2 separate regions of the Homo sapiens genome follow, and region 2 is linked to region 1. A link is an interaction called in ENCODE POLR2A ChIA-PET data of the cell type or tissue named here. Cell type or tissue: endothelial cell of umbilical vein. All regions are shown on one strand.

Region 1 (2,500 bases):
TTATCACACCACTGAGTGTCAAACCAGCATCTGCTGTTGGGTATGGGTCCTAAGCAATAGACAGGGAGGGGGTGAAGAACAAGGACTGGCTGTACAGTTGAATTTTATTTGATTACGTTGTGAAGTACAGATACTGTTTCACTTCCTGGGAATTTTGTGTTTTATTTCTGGAGATTTGAAATTCTCCAGAATGGAAATAAAGTTCTCCAGCCACTGTGGTGGTGTGGATGGCAACAGGGTTCAGTGACTTCCCTTATCCTCGTTCAACTTATTCTACCTAGCAGAACCAGTCACCTGTGGTGAATTCAGTGGCGTTTGACAGTCTAGGATGAACCGAATGAACCTCAACTTAAACCAGCTTTTTGTCATTGTACTGACCTGGGCACTTGACACTAAACAGAGATCTTAATTCCTGTATCTTCATGCATCAGAATTTGGTCTTAGTGGAGATGTCAATAGACGACGGTGTTGTGGCTGGTTGGGTTTAACCAGTTCTGGAGGCATTTTGCTCGTTGCCCAAGGTACTGGTGCCAGACCATGTCACTGTATGACCCATCTGGCTTTGGCTCCTGGCTCTATTACCCAGAGAGCAGTTTATAAGCCAGATGTGTCACTTAATAGTAGGCATACCTGCCCAAAATGCAAAAGCTTACAGTAGTTATCTAGAATTTACGAAGCTTGTTTTTACTCTTTATCAGTGTTGATTCTTATAAAAATCATGACAGTAGGCCATGTAGATATTATCTTTCTTGTTGATGAATAAATAATAGCCAAGGGCTCTACAGCACTTAATGCATTCCAGGCGCTATGCTAAACCTAATTCACATTAAGTAACTCATCATTTCTATGAGGCAGGAACTGTTGTTATCTACATTTCTTGATGAGGAAATAAGCCCAGAGTGGTTAAGTAACTTGCCCAAGATCACACAGCTAGTAAAACTAAAACTAAACTCGGCTAATCAGGCTCTAAAGTCTGTGCCCGTAGCCTCACAATATGCTGCCCATTGAAATCAGACAGACAGATGAGATGTGGTATGACCTCCCCAAGCCACTTGGGTAGGGGAGGGAAGCAGATTGAGGGAGGCAACTGTAAAAGCATGGTTGGGAAGTTGTCCTTGGCTCATCTCTCTATATGGCACAGGGCTCCAAACTGAAATAGCCACTATTGGGTCAAGATTAGTCCAGCATTTAGGCAAGAAGAATGTTAGTCCAGTCATCTGCTACTTTTGCTAGCATGTATGGTGGTGACACTTTTTAAACTAAAAGTAACACACATAGGCTAAAAAATAAATTTTTCCTGGTTTTTGAATTCTGTTTACTTTTAAGATCTTAGGAAGTTATAATGACTCACACTTGCACATTTAATAATGACTTTTATTAAGAATGCTATGACACAAAATTAGAAACATTCTTCAGACAGTGTCTCCACGTGTAAGTACTTAAAGAAAACAACTAAATGGCTATTTGGGAAAACTGGGCCCTTTGGTTGCAAAACCAAGTGCTGGGGCCGGAGTGAGTGCTCAAGAAGTACCAGTGAGTTCTCCCAAGGGAAATTTCTTAGGGGAAAATGTGATGTCTTTTGCACATGTTACTATGATGTGAGTCCAGTATTGGTAGGAAATCAGTAAAATTCCCTGAACTTTACTGTGTGTGTTGCCGTCTTGTGTCTAGCCCGTGATTGACATTCTAGAGATAATATGAGAAATATTCCAGACCTGACCTTAGAGTTTGTAATCCAGTTGGGAGAAACAAAGCCTTTTATGCAAAACATAATTAGAGAACCAAGCAATATCATCTATAATCTAAAAGTAAAATGTGAGGTATGTTTTTAATTCCAAGAGCCTGTGAGTGGTTCTGAAGTGCAAGTGTCTTCTTGTGTTTTTCAGAGGTTTGTGTTTAGATGGCTCAGGTTTAATCTCTAATGGGGATAGCAGGGAACCAGATGAGACCTGCTGAGGTGGCCACAGTACTGATTCTAGTGGGCAGGCTGCCTCCCCTCTGATACTGTGTAAGGCATTACTAATGCTGGCAACAGTTTGCATATAGCCAATTGCCAAAAGCAGCCTGCACATCCCTCCTGAGGCTGGTCCCGTAAATTCTTCTCTTTCCTGTCGTAAAGCATTCCTCATCACCACCTCCCTTTTCACACTTTATGCAAGGCCGTGCACTGGGACAGCAAATGGCTGCAACTTTCACTGCTTGCTTTTCCCAAGTCGAAGAAAAGTTCCAACGCTGGCAAAGCAAGGACATTGCTATTTTCTGACAATCGAATGTCTTCGAGGAACTAGCTTCAGTGCTGATAGGGTCTGTGTTCCTCTAGTAAGAATAGCACTGTTTCCATTAGAGGGGACCAGGATGGGTAGACAGGCTAAGACGTCTGATTACTCTTTGCTCTGTGTATTTGTATGACAGCTCGGGTGTCTGGCTTACCTTCCTGAGGATGAGAGCCATAGCATTATCCATTTAATAACAGCCACAGTGACAGTGCTGATAATGGCTA
Region 2 (2,500 bases), 250 kb before region 1:
CTTTGGGAGGCCGAGGCGGGCAAATCACGAGGTCAGGAGTTCATGACCAGCCTGGCCAACATGGTGAAACCCCATCTCTACTAAAAATACAAAAAATTAGCTGGGCGTAGTGGTGGGCACCTTTAATCCCAGCTACTTGGGAGGCGGAGGCAGGAGAATTGCTTGAACCTGGGAAGTGGAGGTTGCAGTGAGCCAAGATCGGCACCACTGCACTCCAGCTCAGTGACAGAGTGAGACTCTGTATAAAAAAAAAAAAAGAATATTCAGAGCAGCATTACTCATAATAGCTCCAAACTGGAAACAGCCCAGACGTCCATTCATAGTAGAAAGGAAGGATAATCAAGTTGCATATTCATACAACAAAACACTACTCAGCAATAAAAAGGAATGAACTACAGATACACAGTATGATAGAGAATCTCAAAAGCATTGCGGGGATCAAAAGAAGCTGGATATAAAAGAATACAAGCAGTATGATTCATTTATATGAAGTCTACAAATGGGCAAAATTAATCTATAGTGAGAGATGTCAGAAGTCAGAAAGAAGTCACCTTTGGCAAAGGGATAATTGAGTGGGAAGGGGCACAAAGAAACTTTTTGGGATGATGGGAATAGTCTATATCTTGTTTTGAATCATGGTTACGTTTGTGAATACAGCGGACAAAATGCATGGAGCTGAACACCTAAGATCTGTACATGGCATTGTATGTAAATCATGTCTCAAGGTTTTTAAAAATTGAAAAGTGAAGGATTTTTCTAAACCCAGATGATGCAACAGAAAAAAAAAATGAGGAAATCAAAAAATAGGGAAAATGGGGGGAAGTGGATGATGCCGGGGAAAGCCAAATTAATTAAGGATAAGGATACATATGAATGTATGTAGAAATACCCAGCCATTTACCTAAGATTTTCTCGAGTGCTTACTAAGGGCCTGATACTGTGCTAATCACTTTAATATACATTATCTCATTTAGTCTTCTTTTTCTTTGACCCTCCAGTACACAGAATTGGATTAATCATATTCCTTGGTTCATGACATATTCTCATCATTGGTCCATTTGTAGCTAGTTTGCTAGTTTTATTTAGTTGACTACTTATTTTTATTCATTATATGTGTTCACGAGCCTGCCGCTCCATCACAAACTAGCACCTTGACTATAACCAGTTATCTCCCTATTTGATCCTCTCTCCCTCCCATTCTCCCTTATTCCCTCTCATTCAAAGCAGTCATCACCCTGGACCTTGTGTTTATCATTCTTTTTCTTTTTTGCACATGATTCTACTGCTGCTGTATGAACTCATAAACATATAGACTTCAATGTTATTTAGCTTTACCTTTATGAAAAAATGTGCTATACATAATCTTTGGAGATTTATTTTTTCCTTTAATATTATATTGCTAAGATTCATTTATGTTATTGTGTGTTTGTGTATCATTTAATCTTTACTACAACCTTGTAAAATTGGTATTACTATCCACATTTATGGAAGATAAAGTTGAGGCTCAGAGAAGTTGATTAATATGCCTAAGGACACACAGCTAGGAAGGGGCAGAGGCAAGATTCAAAGCTGAATCTCTTAACCAATATACTACACTGCCTTCTCAATTCTATTGCCAATTATCTATAGCCATATCTCTATCTATACCTATTTGTATCCATATCCATTGCTGTACATATTTATATATAAGCATAAATGTCTCCAGGTAGTGGAATACAAAATAATCAGCCAAGTTCATCTAATAATTTATGGGTTGTTATACCCCGATAGAGAAATACAAACACAAGCCCATAACTTCAAGGGTCAAGTCCTCTAAAATTTAGAATATACGAGCAGGTAATGTCTAAGGAAAAGCATCTGAAGTCAGAGTATTGTGTGTGTGTGTGTGTGTGTGTGTGTGTGTGTGTGTGTGTGTGTGTGTATGTGTGTGTACGCACGTGCATGTGCAGTTTCTGGAAAGTGTCTAAGAACAACATCCTTATTTTATTTAATCTCATATGCCAAAAGGGCAAATACATGGGCATTGTTTAACTGAGTCCTTGCTCTGCACCTTATAACTGTATACCAGAGGCCGTGGAAACTGGATCGCCCTCTCAGGATGCCATTATAGCCAAGCAGAATCTCATTAAAAATCAATTCCTCGGGTCCATAAAGCCAGTTTATTTTATCTTCCTGGAGTGCCTGCTGCTAGCAGTTACACAGTTTCATTGTGTGGCAGTCTTGTCTGTTAAGAACATTGCACAAAACGGCTATTTAAAGATTTTCCATTTTTATGTTAAACTTTATAATTTTACAGTAGTTTAAGTTTACAGGGTTTGCTTTTCAAGCTTAGGGTATCTTGTTACATGGGTTGGAAGTAGCATTGCCAGTCCTAAGGTTCCACTAATTAAATATTTGCCTTTATAAACTAGATGTTGTCCAATGTGAGTGTGCAGATTTAATTGGGCAGCAGAGCTCCAGATCTAAGAAAGCCTGATTTGGCCACTTTCAGCAATTTCTC

The links. Peaks named below come from ENCODE experiments on the same cell type or tissue, not always from the same donor. Only the 100,000 strongest peaks of a DNase experiment are listed, where the experiment ranks them.
Region 2: POLR2A ChIA-PET joins it to region 1 with 8 read pairs; 5 of 35 experiments call an interaction of 5 or more read pairs at or near these places.

The regions. Positions count from the first base shown.
Region 1 is chr14:61,515,105-61,517,604 of GRCh38, forward strand. The region is part of intron 10 of PRKCH (protein kinase C eta); the gene reads left to right. Among named protein-coding and RNA genes, the nearest start is that of PRKCH-AS2, 29 kb to the right of the region's middle. In endothelial cell of umbilical vein, no CTCF peak of the experiment used is centred here; a DNase peak (open chromatin) is centred at 1,207; H3K27ac peaks cover 380 bases.
Region 2 is chr14:61,261,976-61,264,475 of GRCh38, forward strand. It overlaps a transcript of PRKCH not described here. Among named protein-coding and RNA genes, the nearest start is that of TMEM30B, 18 kb to the right of the region's middle. In endothelial cell of umbilical vein, no CTCF peak of the experiment used is centred here; no DNase peak of the experiment used is centred here; H3K27me3 peaks cover 338 bases.